Linked DNA regions of Homo sapiens: region 2 is linked to region 1. A link is an interaction called in ENCODE POLR2A ChIA-PET data of the cell type or tissue named here. Cell type or tissue: Panc1. All regions are shown on one strand. Each heading gives the region's core, and the rest is flanking DNA. Links, peaks and the distances in the headings are about the cores only. Region 1 holds the start of TACR2 (tachykinin receptor 2). Region 2 overlaps HK1 (hexokinase 1).

Region 1 (6,511 bases), core at 4,012-6,511:
TGAAGGAGGAGATGTGACCCTTTCTTCTAATTCTGGGCTGAGCCTCGGAGCAGCTGCTCAGTGACAGACCCAACCACAACACACAGGACTGGAGCCTTTCAGCAGGCAGGCCCTTTTCCAACTCCTGTCCTCACCTCAGCCATGCCACAGCACGTGTTGCCACATCCGCCAGCACCCAGAGCAGACGCCAAGTTCCTTCTGTCTGCAATATCCAGGCTGGCTCTGGGATGACTCCCCCGTGACCCAACCAGCCAGTGGGTGTCAGGGCGTCCTCTCCTAAGACAAGCCTCACCCACTTCCTCCTCCACCTGCCATAGATGGACAGATTCTGCTGGAGCCCGATGTTGAGAAATGAGCACGTTTTGTGTTAAGAGCTCTGTGTACACCAGGACCACAGCAGATGTAAACACTCCAGCCTCTCTTCTCCAGCTAGATAAACTTCAGGCTTTCAGGGCAAGGCGCTGCCCCCAGCACACTCTCAGTGTTTAAAGAAGATGTCAGCTGCAGCCCGTGTTTTGGCAGAGGCCGACTCTCCCTCTCCCAGCTGAAGTCCCAAATTCTGGGCCACTGATGCCCAGGCCAAGGGGCAGGGGGCACAGAGCGCACCTTCTAAAGGGGCCGGCCTGGGGCCCTCTGGTTTACAGACTAAGAGGGGACTATCTATGAGAAATAAATCCAGGAGTGCTATAGACTCTGATGTCCTGCTACAAAATCCCTGCAGGACGTATGGAGAAATATTCTCTTACTTTAAGCTTTAGGGCCTGTAAAAATAAAAATGCTACCCATTCACCCCTAACAAGGTGATAATTTAGACTTTACTCATCATTTGTTATTCATTTATTCATTTGATGTTTATTGAGCATCTACCATGTACCAGTGTGCCAGGCATTATACGGCCCTGCCCACTTGAAATCCCACCATTAACTTAGAACTTTCATATCTGTATCACAAAGACATAGATATAAATAAATAAATAATGTACACATAAGATTCCCCATCCCTCACTGGAGTATTATTTTACATTTTATTCATCATTTTTATTCAACCAACCTTTATAGGACACTGACAACGTTCTGGCCACTCCTAGACACTGGAAACAAACAAGACGCGATCCAAGACCTGAGAAGCCTTGCCTGCCATCAGTGTGACAAGGAGGTGATCAAGGAAGTGGTTTCGATGGGCCTCCGGGACGTGGAGGCCGACAGAACAGTAAAGGCAAGACAAGGGGACGTGAGCCCCACCTCACTGGTGATGAAACCAGGCCTCGCCCTGCCCCTCTTGGGAGCTCCTGCACCTCTTTTTTTTTTTTTGAGATGGAATCTCAATCTGTCACCCAGGCTGGAGTGCAGTGGCTGCATCTCAGCTCCCTGCAACCTCCGCCTCCCGCATTCAAGTGATTCTCCTGCCTCAGCCTCCCGAGTAGCTGGGATTACAGGCACTTGCCACTGTACCTGGCTAATTTTTGTATTTTTAGTAGAGACAGGGTTTCACCATGTTGGCCAGGCTGGTCTCGAACTCCTGACTTCAGGTGATCCACCCACCTCAGCCTCCCAAAGTGCTGGGATTACAGGTGTGAGCCACCATACCCAGCCTCACTCCTCTTCTCTAATTGAGGAAATAGATAGGGGCTCCTGGGTCTTTGAATTTCATGGGCCAATATAATATTAAAAACCTATTGAGGGGGCCGGGCATGGTGGCTTACGCCTGTAATCCCACCACTTTGGGAGACTGAAGCAGGCAGATCACCTGAAGTCAGGAGTTCAAGACCAGCCTGGCCAACATGGTGAAACCTCGTCTCTACTGAAAATATAAAAATTAGCTGGGCATGGGGGTGGGCGCCTGTAATCCCAGCTACTCGGGAGGCTGAGGCAGGAGAATCGCTTGAACCTGGGAGGTGGAGGGTACAGTGAGCCAAGATTGTGCCACTGCACTCCAGCCTGGGCAACACAGTGAGACTCTGTCTCAAAAACAAACAAACAAAACAAAAACAACAACAACAACAACAAAAACCCTATTGAGGGAACCATACCGGTCACTGACTTTTTATTCCACCAAGTAAGGAATTTTAAAGAAAAAGCAAAACCAGGTCAACAACTACCATCCGCCATCCCCATTATTTCATGAAAGAACTCAAACAGCAGGAAGGGCATGGTCTCGGAATGAAGGACAGTCCATGGAACCAGATTCATCTAGCAGAATGAAAAGTGTTCTTCTTCTTGTCCTCATTTGGCCCCACCAGGAGCTCCCGCAAATACAGATGTGATCCTTCCTCCTGTCTCTGGGATGATCACTGGAGCAGCGGCTCAGGGTCAGACCCACCACCGGGCACAGGACTGGAGCCTTTCAGCAGAGGGGCTGACCCTTTGCCAACCCCACGTCCTCCTCTCACTTCGGCCACCTCCTGGCACCCCCAGCATTGCCCTGGTGACAGGGTGACCCTCAGCGCTAGTGTCCCGCGATGCTGTCTGTGACCTCTGAAGCTAGGGCCCAGAGCAGCCTCCCAAACAGAGATAGGCCACTCTCAAGAGCATCCCCCAGGCGCTGATAGCAACGCCTCATCCACAGTGCTTTCTGGAGCCGCCTTTCCTCTCCCACCCACTTCTCTCACACACCACAGCTCTCCCACCTTTTCTTCCTCAAACTCCCTGGAAGATCATTCCTCTCCCAACTCTGGTCTTTAAGCCTCTAGCCCAGAGGTCACAATTACACCAACCAGCAAGGCACAGTTGCCAGCGCACGCCCGTCTGAAGGAGTGGCTGCTGTCTAGCTGTGTGGACGTTGCCCTGCGCTTCCCAGGCCCCCTTCAAGCTGCCGGGCAGGCATATAGTACCAGCACCATGTTTAGCGTCCCCGACTGCAGGCCTCGCCTCAACTGCCTTGACAACAATCACATGATTTCTTGGGGTGGCCCACGTCCAGTGACCAATGTGGAAATATAAAGGCCTGGTTAACTTTGCCCCACACGGGGCAACTCTGAAGCTATCCCAGTTCCAATTACCCATGGGGTTACCAAGGCTATTGTAGGCCTGGACCACAGCACGATGCCGTGCTTCAGCCACACTTGCTTCCTGCCTTGTCTGCTGCCCCAAGTGTTGACCCCAGTGGTAGCTCCCTGAGAAACAGCTGGTGTGTTTCTTACACAGCAGGGTCTGCTTCCTGGATGCACGCAACTGGCACCATCAGCTCAGGTGTGCGATTACAGGTGTGAGCCACCGTGCCCGGCATTTTTTTTTCTCCTTTAAAAGGACTGGCCTTCCAGGCGCAGTGGCTCATGCCTGTAATCCCAGCACTTTGGGAGGCTGAGGCAGGTGGATCACCTGAGGTCAGGAGTTCAAGACCACCCTGACCAACATGGTGAAACCCTGTCTACTAAAAAAATACAAAAATTAGCCAGGTGTGGTGGCATACACCTGTAATCCCAGCTACTTAGGAGGCTGAGGCAGGAGAATCGCTTGAACCCAGGAGGCGGAGGTTGCAGTGAGCCAAGATCGTGCCATTGCACTCCAGCCTGGGCGACACTGTGAGACTCCATCTAAAATAATAAAATAAAATAAGGACTGGCCTTCGGGATCGCTGTCTAGCTATGGACTCAGAAGGCCAGTGCCAAGCAGCAAAGCTGATCAGGAACCCCTTCATCCTGGGTGGCCCGCATCTTCCCCTTTCACGAGGCTTCAAACCATAGCACATAGTTGGAAGGCTGCAAGAGCAGATAATTTAAGGGGAAAATAAAAACTCAGATGTACAAGCTCCAAAACATAATCCCCTTTACATAAACAGTGGAGGTGGCGGGATGTTGTGGGGAGGAAGGAACTTGAACTCTGCTGGGCTTCTGTGACTGGTGACAGGCGCTCAGGCATCCCAGCCCTGCACTGGGTTTGCACCTGAAGCTCAACAAATTCCCACTGCCTGGGAGCAGGAGGACAGCAAAAAGAGCAGGCTGTCTTGGGCTTCCATTCTTATTTCTACACATTCTGCTCTTTAGGACCCTGGCCAGATGGGCATGAGACAGAAGCAAACCCTAAAGTACTGCTACTGTTGCCGCCACCAACAGAGATCAAAGGCAGAGACCCTTCTGCTAGGGTCCAAAGTCCAAACAGGCCACTCCAGAGAGGAAACAGGCACACAGGCACACACCCACGGGAGGAGTAGGGGCCCAGGAAGCACTCCCTCCCCAAGGGCAAGGATGGGGTTCCCATTCGACCCAGCACATGCTCCTCACATCTGCACAGCAGGGAGACCAAACAATAGATACAATTTCAGTGTTGATTGTCGATGAACTTACCCAGAAGTTCATAATCAGAAAAATCCATAAAGAAGCTCTTTCAATTTCAGCATGTTTAAGTTTCATGACTTATGGTTTAGTGTTGTTTTTATATTGGATTCCATGGGTGGCATAATCTTTTCAGCACTAGAGACCTTTAAAGGTCTTTCTCAGCTCACCCCGGGAGACAAGGGCTGGGTGTCAGGAAAGTGACACACAGGGAGAAGCAGAAAATGGACTGGGAGTGTGGGGGCCGAGGCCCAGCCACGAGAAACCCAGGCGGTGCAAGGCAGAGCCCTGGGAGCACAGAGGCTGCTGTGCCGTGGGTTGCTGGTGAATGAGAAGCCTCCTCTGCTTTAATGAAGAACATGCCCCCCCGACTCCCGCTAATCCTGCCCTGCCTTCATGGTCCACACACCACAGGTGTGCACAGGTTCATGCGTGTGTGTGAGCTTAACACGTCAGCCGCACATACAGTTGCTCAGAAACATCTTCACTGCTTCACACACGTGCACACAGTCAATGACCAGGAGCAGGGATCTTGGGGCAAACCTAGAGCAGCTTCTCAGGAGTTAAAACTCCAGCTTTGCTGTGGTTCCCGGAAGAGCCCTGACTTTGTCCTAAGACAGTGGTTCTCAAAGTGAAGTGCTGGCTCCAGCAGCATCAGTATCACCTGGGAACTCGCTGGAAACGCTCCGGGTTCTGGCTTCTCCTCCTAGAGCGCCCAGAGCTGTGGGGTCCTCCCTTCGGGCCAGAAACTCCAATCATAGTTTTTATGTACCAACCCCTGTGCTAAGTAGACTTTGTGCACATTATCTCCATTTAAAATTCACAAATGTACTGTAAGATGCACACCATTTTTCTATATTTTTCAGATGGGGTAGACAGAGCTCAGAAAGGTTAAGAGACTTGCCTGGAGTCACCAAACCAGGCTCGAACTCCTTCTGTATTCAGAATCACTCTTCAGACGTAGCTCCTGTCCTGGGCTGAAAGTCAACATCCGCCGAGAGCTGGGCCCTCTGTACCAGCCCCATCTCCCCCAAGTCTCTCCCTGCCTCTGCAGCCAGTCCTAAATCTTTCAAGAGACAAGGCCAAGCAGGGGGTGGGACCAGGGGCGGGAGCCAAAGCCCCCCCTCGTGAGCAGGCAGCACCTCTGCCAAGGCCCCCACTGGCCCTGCCCCAGAGAACGGCAGGGAAGCTGCAGCGAGGGCTGGCAGCTGGCAGAGCCCTGAGCACCCAGCACCCAGCCCGGCTTGCAGCCCAAAGCCTGGAGAGAGGCTGCTGCGCCATTGACCTGTGGACTCCAGAGACTCCCGCTGTGCATTCCTCTGATCTGGAAGGTTTCCTGAATTACGTGACGAGAAACCTGGGTTCGAGTCCTAACTTGTCACCAACTTCCTGAGTGACCTGGGCTGGTCCCGTCCCCTCTTGGAATCTCTGTCTTCCATCTCTTCAGCGAAGGGGTTGATTTATAAGGGTGTTTTCTGCTCTGACACTGTGATTTGAATTCTGTGTTTCCACATGATATTCGAGAAGTCTGGCCGGAAGGATGGAATCTGAAATGACAATGGTTCTGGACTGGGCTTTGTGCTCAGCCCAGCTCATCTTTGCCTGAGACCTAGGAGTGGCCCCAGGCTCTCCTGATGTGCCACCACGCTTGGCATCTGCTCCTCTCCCTGCCCCCATATTCCCATGCTCTGAAGGGGAGTTCTCTTTCATAGCAAATCCGAGAGGAGCCGAGGAGCCAGGTCCTTTGTTCCAGACCCAGAAGCAGCCATGGGGACCTGTGACATTGTGACTGAAGCCAATATCTCATCTGGCCCTGAGAGCAACACCACGGGCATCACAGCCTTCTCCATGCCCAGCTGGCAACTGGCACTGTGGGCCACAGCCTACCTGGCCCTGGTGCTGGTGGCCGTGACGGGTAATGCCATCGTCATCTGGATCATCCTGGCCCATCGGAGGATGCGCACAGTCACCAACTACTTCATCGTCAATCTGGCGCTGGCTGACCTCTGCATGGCTGCCTTCAATGCCGCCTTCAACTTTGTCTATGCCAGCCACAACATCTGGTACTTTGGCCGTGCCTTCTGCTACTTCCAGAACCTCTTCCCCATCACAGCCATGTTTGTCAGCATCTACTCCATGACCGCCATTGCTGCCGACAGGCAAGAGGGTCCTTGGGGAAGCTGGGGGGAGCCTCCCCACTGAGCCGGGGCTCAGATAAGGGTGGTGACATGCCTGTGATTA
Region 2 (3,711 bases), core at 1-2,500, 91 kb after region 1:
GCAGAATAGATGAATTAACTAGGGAGCTTTTATACTCTGTAAGAAACCAGAGCAGTTTAATGAAACAGTTACGTAGATCAACATTTTTAAAATCTCAAAAATACAATGTTGAGCTAAAAGAAAGTAAATGGCGGAAGGATACATACAGTATAGCACCATTTATAAGAGTTTAAAACTGGCTGAGTGTGGGGGCTCAGGCCTATAATCCCAGAACTTTGGAAAGAGGCCTAGGCAGGTGGATCACTTGAGGTCAGGATTTTGAGACCAGCCTGACCAACATGGTGAAACCCCGTCTCTACTAAAAATACAAAAAAATTAGCCAGGTATGATCTCAGCTACTCAGGAGGCTGAGGCAGGAGGATTGCTTGAACCCAGGAGGCAGAGGTTGCTGTGAGCTGAGACCGTGCCACTGCACTCCAGCCTGGGCAACAAAATGAGATTCCATCTCAAAAAAAAAAAAAAAAAAAAAAGTTTAAAACCACACAAAGCAATACCATATATTGCTTAAACACATAGTCAGTATAGCACCATTTACAAAAGATCAAAACCATATATCTATAAAGCAATACCATATACTGTTTATAGACATATGCATATGTAATAAAAGCGTAAAAACATGCATGAAAAGATAAACACCAAATTCAGGACAGAGGTCACCTCCGAAGGGAGAAGCAGCAAACTATCTCAGAGATGGCATAGAAAGGGCTTCAACTGTGTCTGTAATGTAATTGTAATTGTGTCTATAACTTCTCAAGCTGAGTAGCAGACTCAGAGGTGTTTATGTGAACCTCAATCTTCTTTTATGTGCCTCAAATATTTCATAATAAAAAATTAACTCAAATGTATTGATTTGTGAGGGGACAGTATTAAAATACAGGTTCCAAGGTAAAACATTAAAATCAACAAGGACAGGTTTTTCTCCTAAAAGAAGGAAACAGAGGAAGCAAGAAGAGCCCTCTGAATCCTATTCCTGATTTTCTTTCGACCTTAGAAAAATGTTTTATCTCCTCTGGATGGGCCTTCAGTCTCTGTTTCTAAATGGGGAATAAATTGCTTGCCTTCTGTCTGCAACACACAAGGCAGGCAGCAGGATGCCCTGGGGAGGGAGCCGTGCTGGGAAGCCCGGGAATAATACTTCCTGTACTGACAACCTCGCTGAGGCTTTTGAAAGAGCATATGAAAGCATACACACACCTACACATATGTTAGTATAGTTGTGTGCAGAAACATTTATAGTGTAATCTCAATTACATATATATATAATTCATACCCGACATGACACTCACGAAGTGTTCCAGGATGCCCAGAGACAAAAAGCCATTAAAAAAAAAAAAAGCGGCCAGGCGCGGTGGCTCACGTCTGTAATCCCAACACTTTGGGAGGCCGAGGCGGGTGAATCACGAGGTCAGGAATTCAAGACCAGCCTGGCCAACACGGTGAAACCCCGTCTCTACAAAAAATACAAAAAATTAGCTGGGTGTAGTGGCAGGCACCTGTAATCCCAGCTACTAGGGAGGCTGAGGCAGAAGAATCGCTTGAACCTGGCAGGCAGAGGTTGCAGGGAGGTGAGATCGTGCTACTGTACTACAACCCAGGCGACAGAGTAAGACTCTGTCTCAAAAAAAAAAAATGCAGTCCAGAGGCAGTAGCTGGCACCCGTAATCCCAGCATTTCGGGAGGCCAAGGCGGGCAGATCACTTGCGGTCAGGAGTTTGAAACCAGCCTGGCCAACATGGTGAAACCCAGTCTCTATTTAAAATACAAAAATTAGCCGGGCATGGTGGCAGGCGACTGTAATCCCAGCTACTGGGGGGCAGGGGGGGGCACTGAGGCAGAAGTATCACTTGAACCCGCGAGATGGAGGTTTCAGTGAGCTGAGATCACACCACTGCACTCCAACCCAGGATACAGAGTGAGACCCCATCTCAAAAAAAAAAAAAAAAATGCAGGCCAGGAGCATTGGCTGGTGCCTGTAATCCCAGCTACTCAGGAGGCTGAGGCAGGAGAATCGCTTGAACCCAGGAGACAGAGGTTGCAATGAGCCGAGATCACATCACTGCATTCCAGCCTGGGCAACAGAGCAGAACTCCATCTCAAAAAAAAAGAATAAGAAAATACATGGCCGGGTGTGGTGGCTCACACCTGTAATCCCAGCACTTTGGGAGGTCGAGGCAGGCGGATCACAAGATCAGGAGATCGAGACCATCCTGGCTAATACAGTGAAACCCCGTCTCTCCTAAAAATACAAAAAATTAGACGGGAGTGGTGGCAGGCGCCTGTAGTCCCAGCTACTCAGGAGGCTGAGGCAGGAGAATGGCGAGAACCCAGGAGGCGGAGCTTGCAGTGAGCTGAGATCGTGCCACTGCACTCCAGCCTGGGCAACAGAGCGAAGACTCCATCTCAAAAAAAAAAAAAAAAAAAAAAAATACACATTTTTGTGACAATTAATTTTGACTCCACCTTACAAAGTTTCTAAGTATAATATCCCTGATGTGTACTGTTTACCAGAAGTCAATGTTATTTCCAGAAATCAAGACCAATCAAACTGTAAAATTTTTACCTATTTTTCTTTAAGATCAAATACAATGAACACAACCCAGTGTATATTAAGTGGTTGCAAAAGATCCCGTTGTTAAGGTTTATTAGGCCAGAAGGCAGTGGGCACCTGTCCTGCTACTCCAAACAGACTAACACATCCCCAGAACTGGGGATGGGAGCAGCTTCCTGAAGCACTTAAGGAGCTAACATCTGCAGCCTAGCTGTAAGCAGTTCCTAGCCTAGGGATTTCCCACCCAAGGTATGACCACACCATGCTGTGGGCCCTCATAGCCCATATGCTTTGCACATATAACACAGCAAATACTTCATTTTTTTTTAATTATTATTTTTGTTTAGATGGAGTCTCGTTCTGTCACCCAGACTGGAGTGTCAGCTCACTGCAACCTCCGCCTCCCAGGTTCAAGTGATTCTTCTGCCTCAGCCTCCCGAGAAGCTGGGACTACAGGCATGAGCCACCACATCTGGCACCTTTTTTGTATTTTTAGTAGAGACGGGGTTTCACCATGTTGGTCAGGCTGGTCTCGACCTCCTGACCTCAAATGATCAGCCTGCCTTGGCCTCCCAAAGTGCTGGGATTATAGGCATGAGCCACCACGCCCGGCCAGCAAATATTTTATGCTCCATGAGAACTGGGACCGTTTCTGCCTTGTTTATAGTTGTCACCCCAGCCTAGCACAGTCCTCTGCACATAATAAAAAAATCAAACATTTTTTAAAGAAATGATTGAGCTCCTGTGATCAGATTTGATCTTCAGGGTTTTCAAATCAATAAGCATACTTAGGGAGGCCAAGGCGGGAGGACTGCCTGAGCCCAGGAGTTCAAGACCAGCCTGGGCAATATGGTGAGACCCTGTCTCTATAAAAAAATAAAAACAAATCCATAAGCAGGTGCCAGCAGTCTGACCACAACTGATTCCTGGATGCAGAGGTATACAGCTCCCTGTCTTTATCCATGTCTTCCCTGGACCTTCTCAGGCATGCTCAGAGGTGATTCCAGTGGCTAAATCTGTCTGCCAGGAATCCCTGACTGCAGACACACACAGACAGTCCCAGTCATGCCAAATCAGTCTTGTAAGGGGAAAGCTGCCTATGTCTTCTCCGGAGAACAGTAGGAGCGTGGGAGCATGGCACAGCTTGGCCAGATGTGAAAGCA

The links. ChIA-PET counts read pairs that join two places held together with the same protein. Peaks named below come from ENCODE experiments on the same cell type or tissue, not always from the same donor. Only the 100,000 strongest peaks of a DNase experiment are listed, where the experiment ranks them.
Region 2: POLR2A ChIA-PET joins it to region 1 with 16 read pairs; 11 of 35 experiments call an interaction of 5 or more read pairs at or near these places.

What each region holds. Positions count from the first base shown.
Region 1 is chr10:69,415,850-69,422,360 of GRCh38, reverse strand. TACR2 (tachykinin receptor 2) reads left to right here and starts at 5,443. Exons shown (of 5, transcript NM_001057.3): 1 at 5,443-6,429. The coding sequence starts at 6,038. RefSeq lists enhancers at 3,894-4,188, 4,939-5,673. In Panc1, for the core only: no CTCF peak of the experiment used is centred there; no DNase peak of the experiment used is centred there.
Region 2 is chr10:69,323,760-69,327,470 of GRCh38, reverse strand. All of the region lies in intron 1 of HK1 (hexokinase 1), which reads right to left. Among named protein-coding and RNA genes, the nearest start is that of HK1, 6.8 kb to the right of the region's middle. RefSeq lists an enhancer at 1,058-1,666. In Panc1, for the core only: no CTCF peak of the experiment used is centred there; a DNase peak (open chromatin) is centred at 1,182; H3K4me3 peaks cover 799 bases; H3K27ac peaks cover 1,840 bases.